2 separate regions of the Homo sapiens genome follow, and region 2 is linked to region 1. A link is a loop called in an ENCODE intact Hi-C map of the cell type or tissue named here. Cell type or tissue: heart left ventricle. All regions are shown on one strand.

Region 1 (8,000 bases):
GAGACCACATCTGTCAGGGTGCAGGACTAGAACAACAGAATCCCCTTAGGCAGACAAAAAGCTCTGAATTGCGAACATCATTCTTATTGTGTATTTGCTTAAAACATCTTTACTCAGGCTGGGTGCAGTGGCTCATACCTATAATCCCAGCACTTTGGGAAGCCAAGGCAGGTGGATCACATGAGGCCAGGAGTTTGAGACCAGCCTGGGCAACATGGTGAAACTCCATCTCTACTAAAAATACAAAAATTAGCCAGGTGTAGTGGTGCATGTTTGTAATTCCAGCTACTTTGGAGGCTGAGGCAGGAGAATCGCTTGAACCTGGGAGGTGGAGGTTGCAGTGAACTGAGATGGCACCACTGCCCTCTAGCCTGGGTGACAGAGTGAGACTCTGTCTCAAAAAAAAAAAATAAATAAATAAACAATAAAACATGTTTATTCAAATTCAAAGTCTATTCCTTCCTCTTGTGGTGAATGTTTTGAATATGTAGTTAATGGGGACAAAAACATTTTCAGCCATTGTTAAAAAAAGAAACCAAGTGGGTGAAGGAGTAATAACTGGAGAAACTGCCACTCATCTAGTTATCTTTAGATGAATAGAAATGGAGACCAGTTTAACCCATTTTAGCACCAAGTAGAAATTAATTCCTAGAGTCCCACCCTAAGGTGAATGTGACTGTCTATAATTACCCAGTGACGTGGGCTGCCACAGTCAAGAGGGTGGGTAGGTGTGTGGCTGCACTTACGTGTCTGGGTTCTCTGTGATTATCCCATCTCCAGATTTCCCTGGACCCTGGATAGATTCCATGGCTGTTGAGTAGAGAACCTTCTGCATCCCAGTCCGCTTAGCATCAGGCACATTTTGTGGGGTCTCCTCCTCTTTCTCTTTGAGGGAATGGTCCAGGAAATGAATTCCCAACAGAAGGCTATAATCCATGATCTTGAAGCTTTCTAGCACCTGAATGAGAAAAAGAACCAGGAAGCCAGTCAACCCAAAGGCCTGTTCGTCTCATCTACTCATTATCAGAGAGCTCTAGATATACAGACACACAGCTCCTGTTATTCCTCCCAGCGGGGTGGCTGAGAGATGAAGAATCAAAATAAAAACACTTGAGGTTATTATTAGGCCACATGCAGGAAGGATTATCACAATGGCTCCAAGATGGGAATTTTATGCAAATCTGAAACAAGCACATGTTTTCTCAACCCTCCATGAAAGTTTCACTAATAGCACGGATTGAGTACTTTCCATGTGCCAGTGCTAGGAAGCTCATTTGCATTCAATCTCAACAACTCTATAAGCTAGGTACTACTATTGTCTATTTTACAGATGAAAAACTGGAGGCACAGAGAGATAAGGTAATCTGCTCAATATCACACAGCACATAAGTGACAGAGACCCAAGCAGTCAACTCCGGTGTCCACACTCTTAAGCAGTAGAGCAGAGAAACCAACAACCAATAGTCTCTACAAGCTTGTAAGTTTGTACGCTTGTATCTTCCTCAGCATGAAGACACAGCTAGAATGTATCTTTTCTAGCTGAATGTATCTTTTCTATGTCTGAATTCTGTTCTCATAAACTTCTTGGAAGTTAGTGGTCTTCTTCTCAAAACCTCTTTTTTTTTTTTATTTTTGAGACAGAGTCTCGCCCTGTCGCCCAGGCTGGAGTGCACTAGCGCAATCTCAGCTCACTGCAACCTCTGCCTCCCGGGTTCAAACGATTCTACTGCCTCAGCCTCCCAAGTAGCTGGTATTACAGGTGCCCGCCACCACACCCAGCTAATTTTTGTATTTTTAGTAGAGACAGGGTTTCACCATGTTGGCCAGGCTGGTCTCGAACCCATGACCCCATGATCTGCCTGCCTCGGCCTCCCAAAGTGCTGGGATTACAGGTGTGAGCCACCGCACCCAGCCCTCAAAGTCTGTCTTTCGAAGGTGCCGTTCAGTTCCCTGTAGCAAGTCCTTTAAAAATATAATCTCAACAAAGCATAGTACTTCATGTTTAATTATCCACTCAGCAGACAGTGGGGAGGCAAGGGAATTAAAAATAGTTGGATGCAGCCAGACAAAAGAGATGGCAATGCTCTGAAAAGAAAATGACAGGAGACAAAGGTCTGGGTCCGAGTCTGTTGAGATGGCTTCAGGGTATAGGTGGGGCTTTGACACTCAGGACCTTTTCAGACGGAAGAGCAGTGTTCAGGAAGAATGCCTGCAAACTGGGTGTTTTCCTCTATGATAAAGTTCTTTTTCTACTAGTCTGTATATGATTCTCCCCTACAACAGACTTCTTAATACCTGGTATTTCTCACACAAAGCTGCTCAGAAAAGCAAGACAACCCTGGTTGTCAGAACGGCTGTCTCTGAACCAACATGAGAAGCTGTTCCTATACTTTAGCTAGGAAACACCCTGAAGGATCATAGCCTATAGATAATTGTTTAGGGATAAAATAATCCAGAATTTCTTGTGCTTCTTGTTCTTGTTCAGCCCAACTGCCTTTTGATATTTATGATATAGTAAAGAGGGGATCAGGCCTGAAGATTCAGTTACCTGTGGCTGCCACTTCATGGATGCCACCTGAGAAAAGGCTTTGTGAAGTATGGCATATGGCCTTCAAGAAATAGGTTATTCTGTATTACAGGCATCTTTGCCATCAATGAGAACTGAGAGTGGGCTGCAAATGGGTATCAATTATTCCAGAGGGTTCACACTTCATCTTTCAAAAAGTCAAGTTCAGAAGGGAGTCAGGCAGGAGCTCAGAGTAGAATCTTATCACTTAAGAGGTTTGGGCTGTGGGATTTCCTAACCCAAGTGATCTAAGAATGGCTTGATAACAATGTGGAACCAGCCTTCCTAATGGAAGGAGGAGTGATGTCAAGTTGGAGGAGGAAGGGAGGGGTGATAGGAAATCCTTCTTACCACTGATCCAATGCTTGAGTACCAGACCCTTTGGCTGGTTCTCCATGGAGGTGTTATCAGTGCCTCACTGCACCATACAGTAGCACAGACCATGGGAGAAAGAAAGACTGTTTTATGTCAGAAGCACCAAGGGCCAGACTCTTAAAAGAAAACACTAACAGATATTAGATGCTTTCTTCAGACAGAAACAAGTGGTAGAAGGGCCTTAACCTTTCTAATTCTCAACCATACTGAAATGATGGCTTGGCAACAGTACCCCCCGAGACAGCTTCAACAACTCTTCACAATGAATGACCATTTGCAGATGCTAACTTCCCTACTCATATTTATCAGTGCTAGCGCTTCCTTTCTCGGAGAGACTTGGATAAGGACATGGGGGATGAGGGATGAAGAGCATGGACTCTGTGACCTTAGGCAGGTCACATCATCTCCTTGTGTCTCAGTTTCCTCATCTGTAAAATGCTGACACTATTACATATCATATAGGGTGCTTGTAAAAATTAAATGTGACAATGCAAGTCAAGTGCTTAGAAAAGTCTCTAGCATAAAGTGCTTAATTAATTGCTAGCTCTTATCACTATGATTATAATTCACGGTGACTCATCCCTCACACTAGCTCAAGAGACAACAGGTGTTCGCTTGAAGTAAACATTCCTAGAATTACACTTCTGAAAACAAATGTCACTAAATTAGCCAACAAAAATAGAACTGTATTGCTGGCCTGCTTACCAGTGTCATTCTGGCAAATCCTAATTCCTTTAGAAGCTCTGGGTTTGTGGATACCAAGGGGTATGGCCTGGATGGCTGACAACACAGGAATTTTCTCTTGTCTTTTTCTTTTTATTTATTTATTTATTTGTTTATTTTTTTTATTGAGATGGAGTCTTGCTCTGTTGCCCAGGCTGGAGTGCAGTGGTGCAATCTCGGCTCACTGCAAGCTCCACCTCCCGGGTTCACACCATTCTCCTGCCTCAGCCTCCCGAGTAGCTGGGACTACAGGCGCCTGCCACCACGCCTTGCTAATTTTTTGTATTTTTAGTAGAGACGGGGTTTCACCATGTTAGCCAGGAAGGTCTCAATCTCCCGACCTCGTGATCTGCCCGCCTCAGCCTCCCAAAGTGCTGGGATTACAGGCGTGAGCCACTGTGCCTGGCCAGGAATTTTCAATTGGCAAAAACACAGTCTTCTGCCCTGCACAGCCCAAAGCATCCTCCAAAGCAGTAAGCTGGCTTCAAAAGCAGGTCCTAAGAAGACTCTGACAATACTGTGGATGTTCCCAAAAGGCACCCAGAATCATTTACTCAAGTTAGGAGTGGTCAAGCTTAAAAACATTCCGGACACCATGATTTTCCTCCACAGAGTATCCATGAATGAATTCTGCTTGTTAAAAACCTTTGTTTTTTTTAAAAAAATGCTTTTTTTATATTGTCATGCAATATTCAACCTCTGCAAAGCATTTTCCTCAGCAAAGCATCCATGAATTAATTGTTAAGAAGATTTTTTTAAAAATGAAATACTTTTTCTTATATTTTTCCTGCAATATTCAACCTGAACCATGTGTTTTGTACTTGCAGTCTTTTTTCCCGGCCCATGAACAGGCCTAAGAGAACTGTGCAATTTTACAGGTGAGACAAAGTCAGGCTGTGTGGTCCAAACTGAACTATTGGATAAAGTAAGACACTATCCTGATCCTGTAAGGGGTCCGATTTTTTTTTTTAAAGAATAAATTCCAAGAGAGAATTAACTTTTGAAAAAGTGATAAAAAATATTAAAAAGAGCTTCATCTCCTCTGTACTCTTCTTTTGGATTGCCAGCATCTGGGAAGGGTGCTGAGTTGTCCTCGTGAGGCCAAGACCCCTACTTTCAGTGTGGAAGGCTTAAAAAAAGAAATTCTATCCCCATATGTGGAAAGCTGGCCATTGCAGTTAGAGTTTGGGTTGGGAAAAATCACCATCGATTAAGAAATCTGAAGGAACAAAAAGAGAAATGTATATGCATATATTTTAAAACAAATTAAAAGGCTTCTGTAATGAGAAACTCTGGGAACAGATTTTAGTCACGTACTTTTAAGATTTGCATCAATTAGGAACAAAATAGTTCCGTTACTCATATCATCCCAGTCCTTTAATTAAAAGAATTGATAAATCTGCCAACAACTTAACATGTGTGAGCTTTAAGAGTTAGCAACATTCTGCAACATGACAGACACCAGTTAGTCCAGTTCATCACTCAGGTGCACATTTCCAGAATGTCTGCCTGACCTTACTGTTGCTAGTATATTCTGTACCTGTGCATTTACTATTCAAAACTCAGGTTACAATGCAAATACAGGTGCCTTTCCGTCTAGCTCTGGCAGGACTTTACTTCCCTACTTGTAAAAAAAGGAAACAGGAATGATTCACAGAACTATTTAAAACTGAAAGCAAGTTGGAATACTGCAAGGCTTTCTATTGCCAAAGTCAGATTCTTTCTTCCTTCTCTCTCAAGGACTAATTTAAGTCAATAACAACATTGGAATGTAGTAAAAAAGTCAATGTCAAAGTCAATGTCAAAGCAGCTGCTAGAGTACCCTGAAGACACAATCAAAAACTACCTGTTCTTGAAATGAGAGCATATTCCTCAGGTTTTCATGACTGGTGATGCATGAGTGTTCCTGTAACTTCTGTAGATTTGGGGACCTAATGTGGAAATATCCTAACTCAGAATCATAGGCATTGCCATCCTCTCTTCATGACTAAAGGCTACAAAGAGCAGCTGGTCCTCCTTTTGCTTTTACATCTTTAACACCACATCACACTGCAAACTATCTTCTGTCTTACTGCTAGCAGGAGCTGGTGTGGCTGCAGGGTGGTTCAGTCTCCTTGCTCTGGAACCAGATGGCCTGGTTTGACTCATGGCTCCCCCACTTGCTTGTTTTTGGGCAAAGTATTTAACATTTCTGGTATCTATTCTCACCTGTATTATCTCTATAATAGGGATTCCTACCAAATAATTCCTACCAAAGTTACTGTGAAGATTAACTGAGTTAATCCGTGCCAAGTCTTAGGCACACAAAAAGCACTCAATTAATGTCAGCTATTCATGTTATTCCTCCACCTGCAGAATCGATCCCTATGACCAGCCCACCTTGAATCTCCCCTCTCCCTTAGCTATTGTGCCCTGGCTTCTCTTGGTTCTTTGTCTATTTGACTTTTCCACTTTTTCTTCCTGTGCCCTAAAGATGTTCACCCAAAGCTCTCTGTTTTTTCTACTTTCTAGTACTTACATTCATTGACTCTTTTGTTGGAAAAAAAAATGTTTGAGTGCCACGCACTGTGGAAGTTGATGGATCTTCAGGGATAAAACAACAGATAATTATTCCATACTCAACATTAAACAAGCCCGAATTACACATTGTAATAAGGCCTGGAGGGAAAAATCAGAGAGCTGTGGGAAGATCCCACAGGAAGTACCTACTTTCGACTGGGGGGTATTTCAGCAGTCCAGGTAAGAGAGGGTAATACTTGAATGAGTAGGGGCAGCTGGGGAGCTCGAGGGAGAAGTGGATAGATTTGAGATCTTCTTAAAGGTAGATTCCAATTACCATCTTTCTACAGAAAATTCCTAAATTGTTGCATTTAATCTGACTTCATTCCTAAGCTGCAGCCCAATATATTTCCTTCAGAACATCTCTAAACTTCTTTTTTAAATTAAAAAAATATTTTTTTGAAACAGAGTCTCACTCCATCACCCAGGCTGGAGGCAGTGGTGCAAACATGACTCACTGCAGCCTTGACCTTTTGGGCTCAAGTGATCCTCTCATCTCAGCCTCCCGAGTGGCTGGAACTACAGGCACATGCCACCACACCTGACTAATTTTTTGTGGAGATGGGGTTTTGCCTTGCTGCCCAGGCTGGTCTTGAACTCCTGGGCTCAAGCGATCCAACCACCTCGGCCTCCTAAAGTGCTGGGATTACAGGCATGAGCCACCATGACCATCTAAATGTCTACACATGGCCATGCTATAACCCTAAATTCTTACCTCACTCCAAAGCAGTTCTTTTTCCTCACTTCCCTCTTTTATTTGAAATCATTCTAATGCGATTTCATACTTCATGGCTACTTTTCCTTCACTGAGTCACCCAATCCTGCAGCTTCTATTATCAAAACGTTCCTTCTCTCTAATGATAATGAATTAATTTCAGTTTCCCATTCTTTTTTTTTTTTTTTTTATTTGAGATGGAGTTTTGCTCTTGTTGCCCAGGCTGGAGTGCAATGGCATGTTCTCGGCTCACTGCAACCTCCGCTTCCCGGGTTCAAGCAATGTTCCTGCCTCAGCCTCCCAAGTAGCTGGGATTACAGGCGTGTGCCGCCATGACCAGTTAATTTTGTATTTTTAATAGAGACAAGGTTTCTCCATGTTGGTCAGGCTGGTCTCGAACTCCTGACCTCAAGTGATCCACCTACCTCAGCCTCCCAAAGTGCTGGGATTACAGGCGTGAGCCACCATGCCTGGCCCAGTTTCCCATTCTTTCCTCACAAACCCATTCCTGACATCTGTGCTTGACCAGGTCACATCACATCCCTACTCAAAGCCTTCAGTCTCTCACCACTGCTTGGTGCCAGTGCTTCAATTTGACATAGAAAGTCCTCACTAATATGGCCCTAGCCAATGTCTTTTTGTTACTTAATGCCTGGCTAGAGACATTTGCCAGGCTAGTCTAACTGGAGCTCTTTACCCCTGAATGTGCTCTGAAGATGTAAACTCTGATGCTTCTGCTCATGTCGTTTCTTCTAGATGGTCCTTACCATCTTTTCAAATCCTACTGTTTTTTCAAAGCCTGTCCCCACTCCATGCAAATTTACTAATGATTTCAACAAACTATTGGGATATGTCTCCCCTCTGAAGACCCAAGCACATTATTAGTGTCCCTCTGTCATATAAAATTCTACCTCAGGTTACACCTATATTCTTTGTATCATACACACAAGACTTCATTTCTCAACAAAGACTGGTTTGACTTAGTGCATTTTGCTGTGTGCTCTGAACACAGTAGGAATGAATATTTGTTATACTGCTTTCCACATGTATAAGTAAGTGAAA
Region 2 (8,000 bases), 200 kb after region 1:
TTTTAAACTCACAACTTTCTGTGGTTTCATAGGAGTGGACAGAGCACTATATGTGGAGTCCTGTCAGCTCCTCAGTAAATGCACACCTCTAGGCTGACACACATCATAGGCAGTGCCAGGGGGATGGCAGATTGCACTCATGCTTTCTAAATAAATTGCAGGTCTCTGCCCTTCAGTAGGGAGTAAAGTCAATTCAGTGGCTCATGACCAGTGTATGGTGGAAGTTGGAGTTGGGAGGGAACACAACAGAAAATAACAGAGGACATTTCATGTGGTATGGCTAAGTACTGTTTCATGAAACCTTTATTTCTGTTATATGTATTATTTATATCTCTACGTATATACTAGGTTTCAACACAGGATGTGTTTCTTATAGCACACTGACTGGGCTACAAAGGACTATCCAAGGTACTGAATGTATCCCCCTCAAAATTCATATCAAAATCCTAACCCCAAGATGATGGTATTAGGAGGTGATTAGGTCATAGGGTGGGATTCGGGCTCTTATAAAGGAGATCCCAGAAAGCTCTTTCTCCCTCTTTCTGTCACATGAGGGTACTAGAAGAAGTTTGCCATCTGTAAGCTGGAAGAGAGCCCTCTCCAGAACCTGATCATGCTGGCACCTGATCTTGGACTCTTAGCCTCCAGAACTATGAGAAATAAACTGTTTTTGTTTATGAACCACCCAGTTTTTGACACTTTGTTATGACAGCCTGAACCACCTAAGACAAGTTGGTATTTTTCTCTTATTTACAGTTCAAATTTGACTAACTGGAAAAGCTATGTGCAAAGATTAAATGCAAGCTTGGGTTATGCCAACTTATATTAACCAGTTTTTATAGGATGCTACCGTCCAGTCTCTTATTCTATTCTAAAAATACCTGGATCATAAAAGAGAATCTTTTTTTCAGATTTTAGATTCAGGGGTTACACATGCAGGTTTGTTACCTGGATATATTGCATGATGTTGAGGATTGGGCTTCAATTGAACCCATCACCCAAGTAGTGAACACAGTACCTGACAGGTAGTTTTTCAACCCTTACCTCCCTCCTTCCCTGTCCCCTTTGGAGCTCCCAGTATCTACTGTTCCCAATTTTATGTCCATGTGTACCCAATGGTTAGCTCACACTTATAAGTGAGAACACGCGGTATTTGGTTGCTTCTGTGTTAATTTGCTTAGGATAACGGCCTCCAGGTGCATCCATTATGCTACAGAACATGATTTTGTTCTTTCTTATGGCTGCATAATATTCCATGGTGTATATATACCACATTTTCTTCATCCAATCCATCATTGATGGTCACCTAGGTTGATTCCTTGTCTTTGCTATTATGAATAGCGCTGCAATGAACGTGTGAGTGCAGGTGTCTTTCTGATAAAACAATTTATTTTCCTTTGGGTATATATCCAGTAATGGGATTGCTGGGTTGAATGATAATTCTATTTTCAGTTCTTTGAGAAATCTCCAAGATTTCTCACTGTTTTCCACAGTGGCTGAACAAATTTGCAAACCAAGCAATCGTGCATAAGCGCTCCCTTTTCTCTGAACCTTGCCAGCCTATGTTATTTTTTGACTTTCTAATCATAGCCATTCTGACTGGTATGAGATGGTATCTCATTGTGGTTTTGATTTGCACTTCTCTGGTGATTAGTGATGATAAGCATTTTTTCATGTTTCTTGGGCACTTCTATGTCTTCAAGGAGAATGCTTTAGCCTCCAACTAACTTCTTCCTTAACAACTGCTTCCCTCTTAAATAATTAGGTTCTATTAGCTTTTATATTTAGAATAAATGTTATATTCTGTGATGGGAGAGATCAGACAAACCTATTTAAGTCAAGTTATATGTTATGGCATCCCTTTTAAGTTGAAGCCATATAGTTCTCCATAGATGTGCAGAGCAAGTCAGATGTAACTGGCTGTATCCTTGAAGACAGGAATTCTTTTCAGGACAACCCCCTTTCAACTGCATGTCCATATTCTTTCCTCTAAATAATCATTCCCATTCCTTCACATCTCTTGCTCTGCTTTCCTTCCTTTTACTTTTACAATTCTAATTTTTAAAATAAGTAATCCACACATATGGGTCCAAATTCAGAGGTACAAATAAATATGGGATGAAAATTCCCCTCCCATCCATGCCCCTCAGCTAGCCAATTCACCTCCCCAGAGGCAAACAAAGACACTAGTATCTCAGGTATTCTTCCAGAAATATTTTATATCATGCCTTTGGGGCAACCTTCCTTGGGGATAATACCTGCAGCTACCATTATAGAAATGCGGCTCATGACAGGTGAAATTAGGCAGTGGTAATGAAAGTTGAAGATCAAGTTCATGGACAGGATCGGCAATATGAAGTGGTTCATTCATGATCTCTGTGCATTTCCTTTCTTTAGTGGGAATTTACGAAAAGGATTTTTTTAAGGTAGAAGTATTGGTATTCATTTACTTATTCACTCAAGACAATTCTACATGTGCCGACACTATGGGGATGCAATGGGCCCTGATGATTAGCAGCTGGTGGGGGCGAGGAAACTAGTCAAATAATCATACTGTTGAAGCCCTCCTGGAGAGGGAACCACTGGTCCTGTCCTAGACTGGGGATGGGTGGCCAAGGCCTCCTTTCAAAAGTAACCTTAGAATTGACCTGAAGCGTGGTCGACCGATGCTGAGAACATTCCAAAGGGGGCAACGAGAGTGCTGCACAGAGGGTGTGAAGCTGGCAGTTGCAAGTGTGGCTCAGAAACAGCAAGGGGCAGAGTGGTGGATCTGAGACTGGAGTGGCAGCAGGACCAGGACCGTGCAGGGCTCTGGAACCATGTCAATGACCCACATCTTCACTCCAGGCACAAAGGGAGGCCATTGAAGAGTCTGGGGCAGATCCCTGTGCTTCTCTCTGTCCAGCACCCCCAGCCCCAGGCCCCACTCCTTGGTCAGGAAGTTTTTCCTGCACCCATGTCAACTGGTTCCTGTTATGAGGAAATACAGAGAGAATGATTTTGAGTCATGTTTCTTTATCTATCCTGCCAGTTATGCAAAGCAACCCAGGCCTTTTCCTCAAAGCTGCCAGGATAAGCCACAGTCAACAGTCAGAGACAGGTGCCTTTTGGGAGAGGCTTAGATTTTATTCCTAGACCACAGGTGGTGAATTTCTCTGCTATGGTGGCCACAAATGTGATATTGCAGGGTCCTGGGGGAACTCAGGGGCAGAGTATAAGCAACTGTGGAAGTAGAGCAGTCTTTGGTTCTTTGTTGGAGTGAGTGGAGTGCACCTTGGGAACTGCCGGAGAACTCTTAAGAACTTGGTATTTGCGGTAGGGTTGGGCAAGTCCCTAGAGCTACACTGGAGTTTCCATCCTGTTCCTTTAAAAGTAGTTGACTGTAGTTATGAACCTGCCTCTGACTGGACTCCAGGAGAGCAAAAACATCAGGGTAGAAAGCTACTTGGAAAAACAAGTCCTCAGAGGCTGTCCAAGAGCTCAAAAGGCCACTGAGGTGGAGAGCCCTGGGGTCAGAATTTGTGTGCTTCCGTGAGGGTTTGGCAGGGTACAGGAAGCAGAGATCTGGCCAGCAGAGCCTCAGGTGCCCTCCAACCATCACAAGTGCCCTGGTTACAATATGGGTAATGGATTCTAGGAGACCCAGAGTGGACTCAGGATACCAGAGAGGTTCTGGCTCAGTCCTGCAGAGAGACAAGAAGTTGGGCTAGGATAGAATCCGCACAAATGATGAGAAGCAGATGGAATGGGAAAGATATTCAGGAAGCAAAATCAATAGACATTGGTGATGGATTAGATGTGGTGTGTGCAGAGGGTGGAGCCAAGGATGGCTCCCAAGTTTCTGATCGTGCTACTTGGTGACTAGCGGTGCCCACCACAGAGCTGGGAACCTTGCAGGAGTATCAGATGTGGAGAAAACAGATCATGATTCTGGTTTTGAACATGTAGAATTTGAGGTGCCTTTGGGATATCCAAGCGCAATGTCAATTATGCAAACTAGAGTTCAGAGAAAGACTTAGTTTGGAGATATAAATTTTAGATTCGCTTATGTTCTCCTTTTTAAAACTCTTATTTCAAAACTGTACTTTGAGGTGCTACACCATGAAACAGAGAAAAAGAGTATGGGCTTCATAGTCAGAAAAGCCAGGGCTAGAACCTTTGTGCCATCCCTTACTGGTTCTGTGCTCTGGTACAAGTTACTACTAACCTGACTAGGTTTCCCTTTCCTTCTCTTCAGTGAAGAAATGCTGCAGCTTGGAAGCACATGGTGATGAAAAGAAACAGCACTTGAGGAGTGCCTGGAACAGAGTAAGCTCTCAGCACAGTCAGCCTCCTTGACAGCCAGGACCATGTTTATATTAACACTTTCTGTATACCCCATAATACCCATCACTTGGCAGGCTCTGTGACTACCAAAAGCTTTTTTATATTGTATCTAAAGTCCTAGATACCCAATCTATTCACAATACTTTGCTCTCCTGTGATCCGCACAGTTCTGAGAAAAGCCAAGACTGGCAGAGGGAGAATTTTTCATTTCTCCCCTCATATTTCTGAAGGAGCAGGCAGATAGCACTCCCTCAACACATCCTGGGTTTACCTGGGAATACTGAACACTTCAGGAGGCTTATACTTGGAGCAACAGATTTACTATGTACTGGCAATATTGGGTATGCAGCAGAATCACCCGAAGGCCTGTCCTCCATCCATAGAGTTCATCTGCATTTCTTTTCTTTCTTTTCTTTTCTTTTGAGTCGGAGTTTCACTCTTGTCACCCAGGCTGGAGTGCAATGGTGCGATCTTGGCTCATTGCAACCTCTGCATCCCGGGTTCAAGCGATTCTCCTGCCTCAGCCTCCCAAGTAGCTGGGATTACAGGCACCTGCCACCATGCCCAGCTAATTTTTGTATTTTTGGTAGAGATGTGGTTTCACCATGTTGGCCAGGCTGGTCTCAAACCCCTGACCTCAGGTGATCCACCTGCTTCGGGCTCCCAAGGTGCTGGGATTATAGTTGTGAGCCACCGCGCCTGGCCTCATCTGCATTTCTAACAAATTCTCAGGTAGTGATGACTCTGTTGGTCTAAGGACTGCACTTTCAGAGTCACTGCCCTGGCTTCTTCCATGGTATTGGGACTGTTGATGTAGCTGATGTTCAAATAAATACCAGCTCAAATACCACCTTTATGTGAGGCATCATAGGAATTGCCTTGTATATGAACACCAAAGTGTCTTAATTAGGAATGAATATGTTTATGATTTAGGTACATTTAGAGCCCATTTTAACAGTGTAGCAACGTTTTGTTTTGTGCTTGATAATTTCCTCTTCTTTGTTCACTACTATTCATTTCTAAGTAAATGGAAGAAATCAGTCTTTAAATAGAGACAGTGTTTTCTTAATAATCATGCCAGAATTTATCATCTAAACAAGTGGTTTTCTCATCCTAAAGGGTTCGGTCATCATTGTAAAGGAGCTGCCATAGCTAACACGTAAGCACTGTCCTCTCAGTCTGATTCAGCTTGAGTAACCTAAATGATGGCCCACTTCATCTTGACAGGATGGATGGGGCTTATTCATGTATTCATTTAAATATTTACTGAGGACCTACCATGTGCCAAACACTAGAAAAACAGTGTTATGAACCATGGCCTCTGCCCTCAAAGAGTTTATAATCTTGGGTTGAATGTGAGTTTGGACACAGGGAAACAAGTGAAATACATAAATGAATAAGTATCCGTGTTAATCTGTTTTTGCATTGCCATAAAGGAATACCTAAGGCTGCATAATTCATAAAGAAAAGAGGTTTTATTTTGGCTCACAGTTCTGCAAGCCGTACATAAGGCACAGTGCCAGCATCTGCTTCTGGTGAGAGAGGGCCCCAGGAAGCTTACAGTCATGGCGGAAGGTGAAGGGGGAGTCCATGTAAAAGAGGGAGCAAGGGAGGGGTAGGAGATGCCACACGCTTTGAAACAACCAGATCTCATGTAAACTCATAGAGCAAGAGCTCACTCATTACCATGGGGAGTGTACTAAGCCATTCATGAGGGATCCATCCATATGACTCAAATTCTTCCCATCAGGCCCCACCTCTAGCATGGGGAATCACATTTCAACCTGAGATTTGGAAGGGACAAACGTCAAAACTGTATCAGTATCCCTGTGACAAGTGAACAAAACATATGGAGAAGGTCTCCTTTAGGTTGGAAGAACAGAAAAGTCGCCAGGAGGAGGTGATATTTAAGCTGATTAACTTAGAGAAGCTTAAAGTCCATTCTTGTCTCTGTACCCTGAACCAAACTCACTATTAAGCCACTCTGGGCATTTGAGAACTACGCTTACTGAATACTTTCAAATAAAAACAGAATATATTTAGTATTTATTTTTCTCCTAAAGAAGATAAATAATGCAAAATTATTCCTAGGCATTTTGGTTAAAAAAGTTGTAGTCTAGTGAATAAATATAATTTATGATTTAAAAAAAGGACTACTATAAACTATCAACATTAGCATCTATCAGACTGCCTAATATTTCTAAAATGGTTCGAAAAATAATAGAATCATTAGAATAATTATGGAACATCCCAAGATTTTGAAGAGTGATATTCATTTGGATATATAAATTGTTCAGTAAACACTCATTAAATCCTCACCACCTGCCAGACACAGTGCCAAGTTCCAAGAATACAAATATAAATAAAACATGATGCTTAACCTTTTCCATTGTCAAATATTTGCTGAACACCTATGATGTGCTTACTACTCCCTCAAGGAGGTCGTTGCATTGCTTTTTAATTGTTGTTGCTGTTTTGTTTCCTTACTTTATTACCAAACATATGATCAAGTGATCCAGAGAGCACAATGATGGGCATGGTTTAAAAAAGAAAGAAAAAAAGTGTATATTAAATTAAAAGCCCACTATGAAACATGTCGAATCCACTGCATGTCTTAAGTCTGTCTACGAAGCAAGGAAAGCACATTTTTATGGCTCGCTCTAATTTTATCCTCCCCCACAAACCCCTTGCTCAGCATGACTGAATGGTGAAGGCTTAAATATCACCTTTTCTCTTACAAACTGAATGAACTTTCTGCAGTCCTGTCTGAACTTTAGTTCCAATTCAAGATAATTATAATCTCTGGACCCCTAGTACTTACAATTCCAATCCTTGCCTGAACTTCCACTGAAAGACATACACACCCATTTTAAAACCAGGAGCAATACCAAACCCTCAATGCTTTATATTTCATTGCAATTTCACAATTGATTTTCTAAAAACATTAGAGAAAATGAGTCTCAAGAACTTACTGTGCATCCATCATGTAAATTACCCAAACATGTTACATATTCATTGTTTATTGAGTCCCATAAACAATACAGAAGACTTCCTACAAGAACACACACTTCATGTTGTTTATTCCAGTGCTAGTTTGTTTTAACTTAAAATGATAATACCAAGGCACTGTCAGCTTACTGAACATGCAACCTTGTCCCAATCACTCTGTTTCAAATCTTTCCAAGAGTAATCTAGTTTGGGCAGGATTCCTGTGTTTTCCTGTGTGATTATCTCCTTTATATACCTCTGATGAAGCGATACAGAAGTAAATACAATTGAGAATAGAATGTACAAAAGCAAGCCTGTTTTCCCTGACCTAATCTTATATATGAAAAGGAACCTGACTGAATACAATTCTCTGTCAATAGCAGCTGATTGTTTACGACACAGTACCCCAAAAATTTCATCATAAATTAAGTTTAAAGTTGATTTTTAAAAAGAAAAAAAATAAAACAGAAGCCTAGGTTTCCTCCCACCCCAGTTCTCTGGCACTCAGCAAAAAGTAACACATCCTGCTCTATTGATAAGACCACAAATGAACAGTAGAGCTACATAATGTACAGTTCTAACTGGCCAGCTTCTAAAAAAAAATGAAGGATTCCTTCCAACTCCCATTAATGCACTTGATACAAAGAGAACATGTTTCAGCAACAAATACATTTAGGACTTGATGT

The links. Hi-C counts contacts between places; a loop is a spot of excess contacts. Peaks named below come from ENCODE experiments on the same cell type or tissue, not always from the same donor. Only the 100,000 strongest peaks of a DNase experiment are listed, where the experiment ranks them.
Region 2: it touches region 1 in a loop (1.8-fold over the local background); 2 of 110 quality-filtered maps call a loop at or near these places.

What each region holds. Positions count from the first base shown.
Region 1 is chr9:68,910,506-68,918,505 of GRCh38, reverse strand. It overlaps PIP5K1B (phosphatidylinositol-4-phosphate 5-kinase type 1 beta), which reads right to left. Exons shown (of 16, transcript NM_003558.4): 9 at 747-958. Among named protein-coding and RNA genes, the nearest start is that of PRKACG, 100 kb to the left of the region's middle. In heart left ventricle, no CTCF peak of the experiment used is centred here; no DNase peak of the experiment used is centred here.
Region 2 is chr9:68,710,148-68,718,147 of GRCh38, reverse strand. All of the region lies in intron 1 of PIP5K1B (phosphatidylinositol-4-phosphate 5-kinase type 1 beta), which reads right to left. Among named protein-coding and RNA genes, the nearest start is that of PIP5K1B, 8.9 kb to the right of the region's middle. In heart left ventricle, no CTCF peak of the experiment used is centred here; no DNase peak of the experiment used is centred here.